Linked DNA regions of Mus musculus: region 2 is linked to region 1. The links are chromatin loops, found by intact Hi-C in ENCODE. Cell type or tissue: gastrocnemius. All regions are shown on one strand.

The links. Peaks named below come from ENCODE experiments on the same cell type or tissue, not always from the same donor. Only the 100,000 strongest peaks of a DNase experiment are listed, where the experiment ranks them.
Region 2: it touches region 1 in a loop (1.9-fold over the local background); 5 of 42 quality-filtered maps call a loop at or near these places.

Annotation. Positions count from the first base shown.
Region 1 is chr8:78,622,676-78,630,675 of GRCm38, forward strand. The region is part of intron 5 of Slc10a7 (solute carrier family 10 (sodium/bile acid cotransporter family), member 7); the gene reads left to right. Among named protein-coding and RNA genes, the nearest start is that of Gm39203, 48 kb to the right of the region's middle. In gastrocnemius, no CTCF peak of the experiment used is centred here; no DNase peak of the experiment used is centred here; H3K27ac peaks cover 729 bases.
Region 2 is chr8:78,569,169-78,577,168 of GRCm38, forward strand. The region is part of intron 4 of Slc10a7 (solute carrier family 10 (sodium/bile acid cotransporter family), member 7); the gene reads left to right. Among named protein-coding and RNA genes, the nearest start is that of Slc10a7, 64 kb to the left of the region's middle. In gastrocnemius, no CTCF peak of the experiment used is centred here; a DNase peak (open chromatin) is centred at 3,593; H3K4me3 peaks cover 2,348 bases; H3K27ac peaks cover 2,930 bases.

The DNA.
Region 1 (8,000 bases):
TACCACACCCATCTGATGTTATATAATCAAGGGAATAGGTGCTGCTTAGAACACGGATTCCATTCAGCGAGTATTCCTTGAGTGTCATAACCTCTTAGCTGCCTTCATTGCTGTTATTATTATAAAGCATGTGACACCAGTGTGAAGTCATATCTCAGTGGCCATCGTAGCTCGTTGTTGATTCCTTCTAAGCTTCACGTTGCCCAGATTTAGAACAGGAGAGTAACCTATGGTGATTGAGAGAATGACATAAATTTGGAGAATTTGCAGAGGACTATGTGGATCAAGACTTATGACATGGCCTGTTTACTGTTACTAAGAAACCGTCCAGTCTCCGAGAATCACCTTGAATTACTTGCTCATATCTATTTACTTTCCTAAGTCTTCTGAATTGATGATGGAAAGCAAAACAGAGTGATCACTGCGCCGACAGCAGTGCTTGCAAGCTGTGACAGGTGCAGCTCTGAAGGTCATCATGGAGAAGATACTGTAAGGACTTGGGAAGGTACCAAGGAAAGCAGGTTTCATCCCTAGCAAAAGCTCCAGCCCACCAGGATGAATCTAAGTAGATCTTGATGTATGGAGATATTTGGGGCCCATGATAGAGAAGCTTTTGTGAGTCTAGATTGAGTTTTGGAATTTTACATTGTTCAAAGCTGCATACCTTCTGATGAGAAAACACAATATATAATGATTGATTTTTATGTGAAATTTAAAAATGATTTGATTTAAATGCTTTTGGAATATTTTCACTCTCCTGAGTTCTGGAATTTAGCCATTGTTATATATTAAGAATATGTCTATACTAAGGACTTCTCAGGACAATAGCATCTATCCTGGCTCCTTATAAAATAGCTGCAAGGCTTTTTTTTAGTATACCATGTTAATATCTACAATTCTTCTGGTCCTTCACTATGCCTTGAGCAGTACCATTTGAAGTCAGTCTTTTGTTTTTTGTTTTTTTCATTTTCAAGCCAGGGTTTCTCTGTATAGCCCTGACTGTCCTGGAACTCTCTTTGTAGACCAGGCTGGCCTCGAACTCAGAAATCTGTCTGCCTCTGCCTTCTAAGTGCTGGGATTAAAGGCGTGAGCCACCACACCTAGTTTTTAAGACACATGATCACTATTTGATGATGTGCATTCTGTGATTTCTGTAAATTTACTGAGTATTAAAATGCATGCCGGCTCCCTATAGTCACTGAGGGTACAGACAGGGAAATGGCCCCAGGTCCCCTATCATCTGCCCTGTGCAGTCCCTGGAAATCTGTAAGCTATTGAGTGAAGCTGTCCCTGAACCAGTAACTGCCCCATGGTGTTCATGTCCTGCAGATTCAGGAATGGCACTGATAGGGATGGGACCAGTTAGAAATTGATCACCACACCCAGGCCTGGAGCAAACTGAGCCTCTCCCCAGGAGAGTCATCAGCTTCTAAAAGCTTACCCAGGAAGGTAATTACGTGCACCTAAGGGCCGCATGCTGCTGGAAGTGCACAGCACACTCATGCTCCATAACAGGAAGTTCACAGCACATTCGTGCTCCATAACAGGAAGTGCACAGCACATTCATGCTTCATAACAGGAAGTGCACAGCACACTCGTGCGCCATCACAGGTAATGGAACTCATACACTTCTGCTTTTGGTTTGGTTTGGCTTTTAGGATTTGTTTTCTTTTCTTTTCTTTTCTTTTTTTTTTTTTTTAAGATTAGCATTTTTATTGTGTCTCAAACACTAAAGGTCTTTACAATTGTTTTCTTTCATTTCTCTCCCTACTGTTCTCTGTATAATTCATGTCATCTGTGTTTTTATCTAACTTTTTTAATATGACTCTATTCTTATTTTTATTGGATATTTTCTTTATTTATATTTCAAATGTTATCCCGTTTCCCAGTCTCCCCCCTCCCTCCCCCCGCCTCAGGCCCCGAATCCCATCCCCCACCCCCTGCTTCTATGAGGGTATTCTCCCACCCACCCACAACCTGCTTTTGTAGAGGTAAAGCATAACCAAGCCCTTGCTGGATTAGAATTCATTAGTATCCCACATATTTAGAAAGAGCTTATGCCTTCCCTAAATATGGGAAACATTTTATTTTTTCTTCTGAATTTAGAAATCATATTTGAGGGTAAGGTCTATAAGCCGTTGACCCCCAAGTGCTTCTTAAAGAGATACTGAAGAGCTTGCTTTTGCAGAGGTTAGCACTGAAGCTCAGCGCTCTATTAACCAGTGGGGAGTAAAGAGCATGGAAAGTCCCCCGGGTGACTGAGAACACAGGCGCAGCTTAGGGGCTGGCCTCCAGAGTGGGCCATCCAAGGGTGGTTTTTAAGAACAACTGCCTAAGGCTGTCTTGGGGCAAGTGCTTGGGAGAAGAATTTGCTCCTTTAGGGGAAGGGAAAAGAAGCCCTTGCTTCCCTAAAGATGGATGGCTCCTCTTTGTCTGACCAGAGAGTGGCACTGACGGATTGCAGAGTGTGTGATAGCAAACCTTGCTGGTCTCCAGTGAGGCTCAAAGCGAGCAGTCTGTTTGGGATGAGTTATCTGTAATCTCTGCCTTTCCCCCGGAGAGGGAGGGGGTGACTAATTGCAGCATCCTTTAACAGTAATTGAGACGGATTGAGGGCGGAAATGAGCGATTAACCTTGAGCCTCCTCCTGACACTGCAAACCGTCTGGTCCTGTAGAGTAGGTTTCTGGGGGGTGCCTTGGTGGTTCAATTACACAGATGACCATATAGCTCTCATAATTAACTTAAGGCAGTGTGTTTCCGCCCTAACTTTTGAGATGTTTGTTGCTCTGTTGACGTCATTCCAGGAATGAAACTTTTACAGGGTGACAGCCAGAGGCAGATTTACTAAGAAGCTAATGAAGGAGTACAATCCCCACAGGCCCCTTGCTAAGTCCCGGAGCTACTTTTGGACCACCAGGATGTATGAAGTTCAGTTCCTACAGAAGAACCGGGTTCTGTCTGTGGGGTAGAATTCTCTTTACAGATAAGCAGCTGACAGACAGATTGGAGATTTTGCTGAAATGGTGGGCAGGATTCCCTTACTCAGGAGATTTTGAAACTGTTTAAATTTAGTAAGTCTACTATGCCTGTGTGCCATAGCTACTCTCTGAAATTATAGAAATTAGAATAACAATTTCTACTTTTATGCTTCTGTAAGTAAATATTTTATTCTTTCATTAAAGTGTTAATAAAGTTTAAAAGGGAAAGTATAGGAAAACTGCACAATATAATAATCATAATGGTAGCTGGGCAGTGGTGGCACACACTTTTAATCCCAGCACTTGGGAGGCAGAGGCAGGTGGATTTCTGAGTCTGGCCAGCCTGGTCTACAGAGTGAGTTCCAGGACAGCCAGGGCTACACAGAGAAAGCCTGTCTCAGAAAAGCCAAAGGGGAGGGGGAATGGTAACATATAGAGGTACTGGCTTATATATTTGTGTGTACTGATACAATTGCATATAGGGATCAGATGGCTTTGCTGCAAAGCATGCCAGCTACATTCTGCACTGTGATGGCGACGCTCTCTGCAGCTCTTCTGCACCGGCCACGTTAGTGCCCCGTGTGAAGCAGGTGCTCGGAGCTGTGCGGCTGAAGCTAAGTACACTGCTGAGTGGGATGATTTTCTAAACTAAAAAATAAATGTTGGCAGTTTGAAAAAAAAAAAGCAAAATACATTACCTAAAGATAATGTTTTATACATTGATGGTAAGTAGCTTTTATGAGACAAAGTTCTCAGTTTAATCAGAATTTCTATAATCATCATCTTGTAAGTGTATGTCACAAGTCTACTGGCACAGTGTCCCTCAATTACTAAATGCATAGCTAACTCTGGCAGCGTGCATGCCTTTGTGGAAGACTCACATATACTCAAAGAAAAGGGCATTTTCCCCTTAGGTTTTTCCCATAGTTGTCCATTTTGGTTTCCTCCCTGAGAGAGCTGTAGGTTGGCTCAGAGGGATGAGAGCTAAGAATCGCTGGGTCCAAGTGAATTTTATTCAGTCAGTTGTACCTTTCGCTACACTTCTGTCCATAGCTAGTTAAGTCGCTTCCTTCCCAGTGGATATCAAATTTTGCTCAGATGCCTTTTAAGAAACAGGAAGTTAGCTGTCTTGCTTGGTCTCTCATGGTCTCTTCCGTCCTCCTGGGATTTAGACACTGACAGCTATTTGGCAAGCAGCTATTTGTGTAGCATGAATAACTGAGTGAACTTTGAACTGTATAATCTGTCGAGAGCCAGGCCACTTTGAAGCTATAAGGAACTTCATATCCCTCAGCTAGGAATCATCTATTTGTCCTGAAACTCAGTTGGCACAGCACTGAGAAGCAGCCAGGAGAAGAGTAGACTCCTATTCACATGGCCTTTGGAAAGAGTAATAGATACAGAAGTGGATGCTGTAGTGTAGAGCAAAGGACTCCCCAACTAGCTCTGACTTTCAATTACAACATGTTTCTTTCAGGTAACTGTTTCTCCAGCTTGGAACCTTTGTCTTCGGGAAGCTAACTCCTCATTTCTCTGAACTTCTCAGTTATTCAACCTTATAGGCAATGAAATGAGAGAATATTTCTTTTTTGATTGTTGAGATTATAATGTAATTACAACATTCCCTCTTCCCTTTCCTCTCTCCACCCCCATATATCCCTTATAATTCTCTTTCAAATTCATGACTTCATTTTTTCATTGTTATTACATGTATCTATGTCTATGTATATACTTATATTCCTAAATTCATTTTAAACTAGTTATCTTAGTACTGAACACATTTAATTGTACCGTCTGCAATGGTTACAGAACTAAGTCCTATTGGCGATCCAGTCTTCCAAGGATATGTTTGTGACAGTGATCTCTCCAAGGCTCCTGAGCGACCTGCTTCAATAAACAATCGCAGGAGGTGCTACTGTCTCATAAAGATTCGCTTTGATAAGAGTAAGAGATAAGTAATTTCTGGGAACAACATAACCATCTATAAACACCAATGGTTATAGACTGTTTTGGGCTGTTGGACAGCATATATCCAAACACATAGAGCCTTGATGGTTTGGTGAGTGTGACCATAAAATGGAAGTAATTTGGGCTCTATTCCTAAACTCCGCAATTCTGCTAGGTCAGTTCAGACAGTCTCCACAGGAAGCGGACATTGAGGTCAGAAATTGGGTCAAAGCCTTTTAATTGTGAGCCTCCGCTCTGCCTCTGGGCTTGGGTCAATAGCCTCAGAAGCTCTGATGTAGGCTGGAAAGGGCATTTTATGGGGGCTCAGGTGGTCGACTAGACTGTTCTAATGCTCCATTGTGAGTCGCAGATTATCTGCTTTGCAGATTATCTGATCTTCTATCATCAGCCTTCCCACTGGGCTTTCGGTTGCCAAGGCCAGACAGACGCAGTCAGTTGGGCACGGTGAACTCTACGCTCCCTTCGCAGATCCAGATGCCAATCAGCCACAGCTGTTGGGGGTGGTGACTGAGGCCTTTTTGATGGTATTTTCTCAACCTTATTCTGTATTCTCTGTAGTTGACTAAACCTCATTTTATTCACATCTCTAAGAAATCTGTAGGCTGGAAATCAAATCTGTCACACAACCCATGCAAAATGAAACCAGCTAGAACAGCCTTGCTTTGTCCACTCTCTTCAGCGTAGATGTAGCACTCCCAAGTGTGTCAGTGTCTTCTCTGGACATCCATGAGGCTCTCCAGTCTAGGCTGCCCTTAAGCGCCTGCTCACCCAAGCTCTGCTTGATGAAGAGATAGGGTGCTTATCTATGTGCATCACAGTGCCCTTGGATTCAGGGGCAGGGGAAAGCTATATTGTGAATTACGTTTTTTGTTAAAGGCCAGTATATTTGTATCATTTGTTCTTGTTTTTGTAAACAAAGAGAGAAAAGAAGGGCTAATGAAGCAGAGGCAAAGAGACAAACACAAAGAGACTATGCTAACCTCTCTGGTCAAGTGGGGAGTATCCCTGATAAATTCTTGATTACTAGTTTCATTTCTCTTGGCATACAAAAACATCCTTATACCTTATGTGCCAAAAACAAAGGTTACATACTCCCGTGTATTGATCTTTGGTCTTAGCCTGGATCCTGCCTTCCTCCCAAGTACTGACTCCCCTCCGCTCTCTTCCCATAAAATGCATTCTCTTTCCCGAGTAGTGCTTCTCACCGTTCCTAATACTGCAACCCTTTCAAACAGTTCCTCACGTTGTGGTGATGTCCAACCATAAAATTAATTTGTTGCTACTTCATAAGTAATTTTTGCTTCTGCTATGAACTATAATGTATATGTGACCTGGATTGATGAGCAACAGTTTTTGTCTTTGGGAACCCAGGACCTATCCTTTCTTCGGCAAACCATTAACGTGGGTCAGTTTCATATTAGCTCAGCAGCCTTCCTCCTTATAACACTGCAATGAGAACCTGTGAGTGCAGGCTTAGCTGCTTTTATATATACCACACACAGCTCACAAGTCCACTTACTTCCTCATGAAGCTCCTTTTAATATGAATCCCTTGGTTCCATCCTCTTCTACTAAAATTCTACACAGCCCTGGAAGCTAATGTCTGTTCTGTTCCTGTGGCCCCTTCCGTTATCCACACTCCATTTGGACCAACCAAGTGGTTCCTGGCTTTGACTTCCTAAGCATTTGCCAGAGATACCCACTAAGATCAAAAACAACACTTCTGTGATACAAGTCAGTAAAATGAAATTCAGGAATGTGGTAGCAGGGCCCAGAGAGGTAGCTCAGTGGCTAAGAGAAATGTCTCAGTGGCTTAGAGAGAAGGCTTGGGGACACCTGTAGAAGGCCTGGGGTCAGTTCCCAGCACACGCACGACCACTCATAACATCTATAACTCCAGTTCCAGAAAGTCTCATGTGCCCTCCCACCTCCACAGGCAAACACTCACACAGAGAAAAATAAATGTAAGAACAGCTCAAACTGTAAACCCTCTTTCCTTGGGTGTCTTGGCACAGCAGCAGAGAAGGATGCGCCGCCCGAGTCCCGCTGTGGCTGTAAGAGGTGGATTTGGATGCCTTTATTCTGTCCTGTGACTCCTTATTTGCATTATGTCACATTCCTGCTGCACTGTAAGATAATGAGTGAGGAATCTGAGAAGTCCGTTCAGGAATGAGCTGTGTCCATCCTTGGAACCTCAGTTCTAGAGGGAGATAAATATGAATGCACTGAGGAGAACATTTGGTTAGGGGAGTCTGAGTTTGTTTCAAAACCTAAATCTGAGGGATTTGTATTAAGGCACTGTTATGCATGCCATTCACAAATGTGGTTATTTTTACTTTCTTTTCTTGCAAAGAACATAGATTGCTTTCTCAAGTTACCAGGAAAATGGCCAAATTAACCTCTGAGGTTGATTGCTAGATCATCTTTCCCTGGCCGTGATATGACTTACTGACTTTATCTCTCTCCCTTCTTTCCAAGTAAGCACTTGGAAAGATGAGTATTAGTGATTTTTTTGTTTTTTGTAGCGGTCACACACACAAGCGTGTGCGCACACACACACACACACACACACACACACACACTCTACCTGAAAGAAGAGAAGACTAGAGGGTAATTGTGGGAAAGGAGTGGTTGGGGTTAGGGCATTCCAGACTGTGGTGGCAGGAGCTTGCCACATGGCTTCTTTACATCTTGTCAGAGCAGGAAGCAGAAAGTGATTCCAAAAATAGGGGTGGTCTGGAACCCTGAAGACCCACCCACTCTTGATGCTTGAGTCCCCAACTTCCAAAAACACCAGCTGGGAGCCAAGTTTCAAACACTTGGGAGCCTGTGGGGGACACTTCCTATGCACACCACAGCAGGAAACAGGAAAGAGCGTGAAGCGTGAAGCAAAGAAGAGTAGTGCAAAATAAACGCTTGTTTTCATAAAAGCAAGTTTTCTTGCAGATGCACCCTGAGTTCTGTGAAGGAAGGGGGAAGTGAACCAGCGGGATTCTAACGCTGCCTCCGTATGCCCGGCAGTTCTGGGTCCTTTTGCTGTGCCTGCCTGGCCT
Region 2 (8,000 bases), 54 kb before region 1:
GCACCACATATTGCTGTTCTTTTTGAGAGCCAGTTCACCAGTTACCACCACTCAGGACTTGGAATGGAGACATCGAGGGGCCCCTCGTGAAAAAATAATCTCCAGTATGTGTGTTAGGAAAGAGACGAGCTTGGTATTGAAAGTGTCATTTCTAACTTATATTCTAAATCTGAAACTCTAGAAGAACTGCTCCAGCTGCTGACTCTGAAGACTATGAAGGGTGGACAGGCCTTGTTGTTAGTGACGCCAGTGATACCCTTTTTGAGGAAAAGGGCCTGGATTGGGTGGCTGATAGAGGGCCATGGCAGCTCTGCGACTGCGCTATGTTGTGTTATTTCCCTGAAGACGGTAGGAAAGCTACTTTACTGCTAATGAAAAGGTGAGGAGAGCCGTTGCTGAGGGATTGATCCATTGCCCTCTTAAGCAGCTCTGAGATCTCCTGCCCTAATGGATGGAAAGGAGCAGAAATTTCAGAGTCGAGAAGAAGCTAGAGTCTAAAACTTGAAAGAAACCCTAGATTGCTTTGACAGAGGTTGTCACTTCCGTTTTGTGGACGCCCTTCTTCACACAGTGCCAAGGGAGTTTGTGGGCCAGATTTTCTCCTGGTGTGCTGAGAGCTTTGTCCATGGTTGGCATTGAATAGAGCGTCCATTAATTGATCAGAGAAATGCTAGTTGTATGCCACTAGGAGATATTGACACGCCCTGTAAGGAAAATGGGGTCCTTCACTGCCAGGTTTTCTTAACCCTTTAAAGTCATTGACTTTGTTTTAGGCTGTCGTTCTTAACTGTGACTCTATAGGCTATTAACTTTCTGTATTCAAAAATACAAAATAAGCTTAACAAATTTGTGTTGTACAAATGAATAAGTAGAGGGATATTTGGTTTATTTCTTTTTGTGGAGATCAGATAAGATTAAGAAAAACCAAACTTCAAGGAGTATCAGGAAATTGGTATATCAAAAAAATGTCAAGTACTATGTCACAATCTAGCTGATTTCTGTTCCAAGACATTGTAGATATTTATATGTGGTTATTATGGTATAAGCAAAGCAAATTTTCTGTGTTTTGAGTGGAAGACTTGATATGCTAGTTTGTACCCACAGTTCATTCTTTCAGTAGTGATGGTTCAGTGAAGAAGGCCAGGTAGGTCTGCAGTCCAGTCAGTCAGCTTCAGCCAGACCCTGACTGAGTCCTTCCGATGTAGACACACTCTTGTGCTTTGTTTGCTTGCTCAAAGCTTGGTGAGTAAGACTCTAAGTATGCTTAATATCTAACACTTATTCCATGTTTTCCTCCTTATTAAATATATTGACAATACAAAATCCTTAAAAATCAAGGAATAGCATGAAGGAGAAAATGTTTATAGTCCCATTCTCCCGCATAACCATAAACGTTTTATTATATTGGCCTCTGCATATTTATTTCCCTATTTATAATCTAAGTGTAAAAGCCACTGTCTATGGATGTCTGTTTAAACTGGCCAGTGTGGCAGAGAGGCCAGCAGAATGGCTAGATTGGACTTTCTTTCTGGCTCTCTGCGAGCCCCATGGCCTCGGGGAGGACTTCTCTCCTCTCCGGAGTTTGATTTCTTCCTGGTAAAGGGCTTGCCGGCAGATCTAAGGATCCTGGCCAGGAGAATATTCAGATTTTATTGAAACTGAGATTTCAGGAGGAAGTCACATGCATCTCGATGGTAAAGGACATTTGCAAGTCTTCCTCTAGGCTGCAGTGACATTTTACTTTTTTATTATGTACCAATTTCACTTAAAGTAACTGCTTCTCCCAGAACCGGAACCAAAGCCTGAATTGGTGGATCTATTTGAGTTGATAAATGTTCTGAGGAAAATGTGAAAAGGATCCTTTTAAGCTGACTAGAAACAACTGCAGACTCTGCACCGTTTCTGGTGCCTGGTATTTTATGGAAAAAGCAGGCCAGGGAGCAAAGCACTGTAGCTGTTATTTGATTCTTTTTGCACCTCAAGAAATTGATTTTGCCCTCTGTCTCTGTCTCTGCTCATCGTGAGAGTAGATTGGTATGCAAGGGCTGTTGCAAATCAGGCACCGAGCTTTAAAAGTGTTAAAAGGCATCTGCTTGTCTTAGAAGGGTCAGTTTGCACATTAAACATTGTTTTTTTTTTTTTTTTTTTTTGGTTGTTGACCAGTTAAATGTCCTTTTACTTTTACCATTTTGTGTTAGGACTTTTTTTCTTATGCATTTTAACGGTTATTTAAGAGTCCCCATGTGCTTAGAAAAGAATCTGAATATATGTGCCTTAAAAAAAAATAAGCCTGGTGCAAACAATGTGAACTATTCCATCAATACCATCAAAGGACCAGGAGCTGGAGTTGGAACAATATGTAAAAATACAGCTTGTGAAAGATTTCCTTTATTAACTGTCATCATCCACAGAATATATGTTCAAATAAACGTTGTGTAATAACTAAATTTGAGATTAATAGGCCCCTTAAGAAACAGCGAAGTCATTGAGAGTAGTCACTGAAAAATAGGCTGTAAGCCTGCGCCATGCACATATTGTCCTGCTTACATGCTCTCCCCGGTGTCGTTGCCATTCGTCACTGTCGGCTGGCTCCGCTCTCATTAAAACACGCCAGCACAAGAGCAACTTAATTTTCTTAAGAGAAGAGGACACCTGATTCAATTTAGTGCTCAGGAGCAGGAACTTGCATCTTTTTTTCCCATGCCTGAATTGAGAGGAATGGATACAAACAAGAATGGCAGCACTGTGTACCTCAGGATAAAGGCTCTACAAAACAAAACCGCCAGAAGTGGACCTGGAGAAATTAGAAAGAATCACTCCTGGAACAATAACTTGATAACAAACATTTACTCTCAAGTAGGATATGTATCAACGTTTACAAAAATAGTACTTGTGTTAATTCTAGCAGTGGTTTGTAGACTAAAAATTGAAGTGTTCCAAACTGAGTCTTTCTTTAAATTGGTGAATGCTTTGTAACCAGACTATCGGCTTCTTCTTTGTGTGTACTATTTGTTTAAAAGCTGTTTTATTCCTAAGGGCATAAAGGTAGTTTTTAACTGTCTCTCTCTATCTCTCCCCACACCCACCCCCCAGAGAGGACAGCAGCACCTTGGGAAGGGCCTTTTTGTGGGGTTACAGAGGTTGCTTGCTCTTAGCTCCTGGGTCGTTTGTGTAGGAGTATATCTAGATGGGCAGGTGACATTCCACTGTCTTGTTTAAGAGTAAATTTTACATTCTAATTGTTTTTCATGAGACTGGCTGGTCAGATAAATCACCATAGAGTTTTAGGACTTCATATGTCTGAATGCCATAAATCGTCAGCCAGGGCTGTTGGGCCGATTGTAAAAGTATGGCAGGTTTGCTTGCTTGCTTGCTTGCTTCGTTTAGTGTGTGTGTGTGTGTGTGTGTGTGTGTGTGTGTGTGTGTGTGAGAGAGAGAGAGAGAGAGAGAGAGAGAGAGAGAGAGAGAGAGACAGAGACAGAGACAGAGACAGAGACAGAGAGAGGCAGACAGTGGATTTTGCCAGGAAACATGGAAGGTAGAGTTTTTGCCAGAAACTCAGGGTACCCATCTGAGATGGTAGGCAGCTCCCTGCTCTCTGCCAGATTTCTGACCTGGAACACGTGCCACACTTCCCACATAAGGAAATGTGACCTGTGGTCACATAGACACAGAGTTCTCCATACTGATGAGGTACCTAGATGCCCTGAGAGTTTAGCCAATAAGCTCCTCCTTCCTCCCTACAAAAGGTTTTGAATCTCTGGTCCACCCTGAGAACTTTGTACACATCCATTTTCCACAGCGGACAACCAGTAATCCAGGACTGTCTCTTCCATCAAGAACGACCTTTGGGAACATGGAGAGGCCTTTGCCTTCAGAGCTGCAGTTAAATCTCCCTTAGAAGGCCCATCTGTGCCCCCAGACAGCTGCCACATCACCTTCCCTGATGAGCTAAGCCAGAGCTCCCAGTCCTGGCCCCTGGCTAGACACCCTCCTCAGCCCTTGGGTCCCCAACCGTCCTTGGCCTCATTCAGGCCTGTGGACCTTCAACACTTCATCCCCGACTCCTCTCTGCTGTCCCCAGTGGCGCCTGGGTGACTGGGGAATCAGGGAATACCAGCTTCGGCTTTCCATATCTTGGACTGTGTTTTCCCATCCCCGGAGAGGTGTCTCAGTGCTCCCCTGAAGCCCAGCACCCAGGTGTTGGTTAAGTGCCGTCAAGCTCCCGGCATTTCAGCCCCCAGCAGCTATGCCCAGTGGCAGGGTGGAATGAGGACCCACATGTGTGTGGATGCATGTGACCTTCCTGTGTAGAGGACAGGACGACCTGTGGGAGTTGGTTCTCTCCTACAGTATGGTTTCCAGAGGGCAAGTTCAGGTTGTCAGGTTCTGCAGCAAGTAAGTCTCCTTGCTGAACTATTTTGCCCAGGTCCCCAGTTTTGACCTTTTGTCTCCACGTTCCTTGCAATCCGCATTGATCAGCAGTCATTGAACAAGATTGAGTAGATGCGGGGTGAGGAGTGTCTGTTTGGTTTTGCTGATCTCCTCTCGGGTCATGGGACTGACTGTAAGGCATAGAAGCTTCCAGATGCACTTTTGGAGACGGAAGGGCATAACCATTGTAGGAAGTTTAAGGTCAAGCTTTGGAGATCCAGAGGTCCGCGGTAGTGAGCGATAGGTACCCATATCTGTGGTAATGTTTGGCATCTCTGAGAAAATACTATCTAGAGCTTTTTGCAATTCCCTCAGGCCTTTTGTGGAGTGCTTAAGCTTTCTGTTTTCTTTGTCTTTATTTATTTATTTATTTTTTACTTGTTTTAAAACAGCCACATCTTTTCCCTACCCCACCCCCACACCCCCCAGTTATAGACTGTAGCTGCCATCTTCCCTTTCCTGTTGTCTTTATATCACAGTAGGAACAGCTTTGGCCAAGACATGCATCTGTTCTGCTCTGGAAAGACACAGAGGAGCCAGGAATCACCACAGCTAATCTCTGAGTGTCTCAAATCCTGCTTGTCCATCTCCTGGTAGCATCAGGTCACAGGGGGTCAGCTGCTGCAGCAGGCCCTGTGTTACTGGTCACTCTGTCATAGGTGCAGGGTTTTGTTCCTCCTCTCTGCATTGACCCTCACTGTGGTGGCCAGAGCCCGGCCTCACCACCACGGGCATGGCTGAAGTGTCAGCTGCTGTGCTTGACCGCGCTGCTGTGACCCGACTCCTGTGTGTCTAGGCTCTGTTTCATTTTGTTTTTGTTAAGTGCGTAGTGATCTGCTTCAGCCCTTCACTGAATGTAAGAGCTGTAAACCTGAGGTACTTCCCACTCCTCCCTGGACAGCTACACCATCACATCTCATGGTCACGTGCTTAGCAATCTGAATTTGCTCATTGTTACTAAACAACCCATGGTTCTTTACACTTCACTCCAGCCTTTAATCCTTCCGTCCAGACTGCTGTTGCCACAGTCTCTTCTTCAGTGTGGTCTCTCAAAGTGAGTCCAGAACAAAGGAGCCTGTTCTGAGGCATCGCTTTGGCTCACGTGGCTTTGAGATAACCTTACACCATCAGGGAACTGAAGCATACTTGGTTCAAACTCCCACCCTTTCCCCTTGCCCTTGTCTTGTTGTGGTCTGTTCTAAGCAGCTTCCCATCTTCGTTCCCAGACAGAAAACAAGTCCCCCTCTCTGCTTCATGCCTTCTCAGGTCTAAAGTACAGGTGTCTAAGAGCCCTCACAGCTGGGCCCTCTGCTCCTTTGCAGTCAAGCATGGGGTGTGGTCTACCCGTCAACCAGTATAAGAAAGTGATGCTCGTTTTGGTTCTGTGCAATTTTTATTGCTTCCATTGTTGTTTGCTTGTAAATGCCTCTCTTCCCCCCAACTGGAGAGGAGGGAGGACAGATGAGCCTTCTCTGCAGAAAGAAGAGGAAAGGCAAGCAGGGCTTCCAGGACTTTTCATCCATTATTCTTCTCTGTGGTTTCCAGACTCCATCTAAAGTGCAGAGGAAGGGCGCCTTGACCAAGTTTTGCCATCTTTTTGCAGGTGTGAGATTGAGTTTGGCTTCTGACCTGTGTGTACCCTCCACATGTGCTCTTTACCTTAGAGCATTATTAGGAATTCAGGACAGCTGCAAACATCCTTTTAACATCTTAGAAACATTTCCTTGTACTGTAATCCAGAGTCAGGATATTCAGCAACAAAAGCCAAGAGCTTCACAAATTACTTGTAATAAATTATTCTTGTTTTATGTAAGTGGTGGGTTTTCAGGTTTTTTGATTTAGTAGACATATAAGGGAACAACAGAAGGACCACCTCCAAGACAGACTTTGATATAATACCATGAGAAGCCCGGCAGTGTTCATATGTCAAAGGGACTAGACATGTTTCTGTAAGTCCAGAGCATGGAAGCTGGGCAGACCCCTGCATCCTGGGATGTGTGAGCTTCAGGCTTTCCCTAAAGTAGGATTTGACAGCAGCATTCCAGTCAGTAGTGGGAAGGAGTGTGTCTGTGGCTTCAAAGCTCCCCACCCCAGTTGTTTCCAGGTTTAAGGAAATTTATTTTAAATGATTACAGATGGATTATGAAGAAAATTGAACTTTACCAAGTAACTTAACAAAGTCATGTTGCATAATATGTCATAAAGTATCACTAAAATACCTTATTAGATACAATGAAAGCAACACACACACACACACACACACACACACACAGGGAGGGAGGGAGGGAGAGGAGAGAGAGAGAGAGAGAGAGAGAGAGAGAGAGAGAGAGAGAGAGAGAGAGAGAGAATATCTGAATGAATACAGGGGGCTTCTTTATTCTTTACCTGAAACAGAAAAGGGAGAACAGGAAAGGCCTGAGGTCCCAGTAATGTTTGTAGTGTTATATCCCTGGTGATCTAACTTCCTGCCAGCATGTTCTGTGCCCAAAGGCCCCATCGGCTGGGGACCAGGCTTTAGTAAGGGGGCCTCAGAACAAGATTCCAAGTGCAACAGTAACCAGTGCTGTGCTGTAAACCCAGAGTCTCAGGTTCAGAGCATGTGGCAGCTCATGTCTCAGTCTCAGGTCATGGGTCTTGTGTTTTCTTTAAAGATTTATGAGGCATCAGATCCAGTCTCTGTCAGTCCTTGGATTCTTCTGTCAAGTGTAGTAGGACAAGCAAGTAGACAAGCTTAGGAGAGGTGGATTTTGGAATTTCAGGACGCCTTCTTTGTTTCTTGAGTTCTGGGAACGTTCAGTTCATGCTTAGGGTGAACTTCACCACACTCCTTCCTTAGGAGACCTTTGCCTACAGTGGGGCAGGGAGACGTGTGAGCAGAGGCGAATAGTGTGACAGGCGTCATGGCGGAGAGAAGCCCAGTGTCCTAGCAGCTGGCATGGGTTTGTTCAGGCCACCTATGAGTGCAGTGCATATACACTAATGTATGTATGGTGCTGGCTCACTGAAAACTAGGAAGGGTGGTTTCTGAGCTGATTTGTTAAGATAATTGTGAGTTGCTTACGTCCTGCCCATCCCCTTGATGGGGGAATTAATCATTTTAGGTCAGAGAGCAATGATGTAAGAAATATTGTGATATCATGAATTTGGGAATCGGGACTTGTAGTATAATGGGGTAGGGAAGGAAATGGAGGGAGCTCTGTTTAGTGAACGCTTTGTAGACTTTGTGAAGGTGCTGGATAACCCTCCCCATATCTGCGAACGCTGAGGTCATAAACATTAAACTGCATAAATGACAGTCTCAACTCTCACAGTGGCAATCCCCTCCTGGACTACCGTTGTACAGCGGGCCTCGGGCTCTGTTCAGCTTCACCTGGTCTTTGGAGCACCCAGAACTCTAAACCAGTCATTTCATAAACGCTGTTGGCTTACTGCCTTGGGGGTGGCCCAAATAAAAATCCAGACCTATCTATACAGCCTGAACACAGTCACAAAGGCAAACTGGGGAGACCGGGTCCTTAGGTTTCCTTCAGTGAGAGGTTTGACTTCTGAGTTCTACCTCTAGTAAC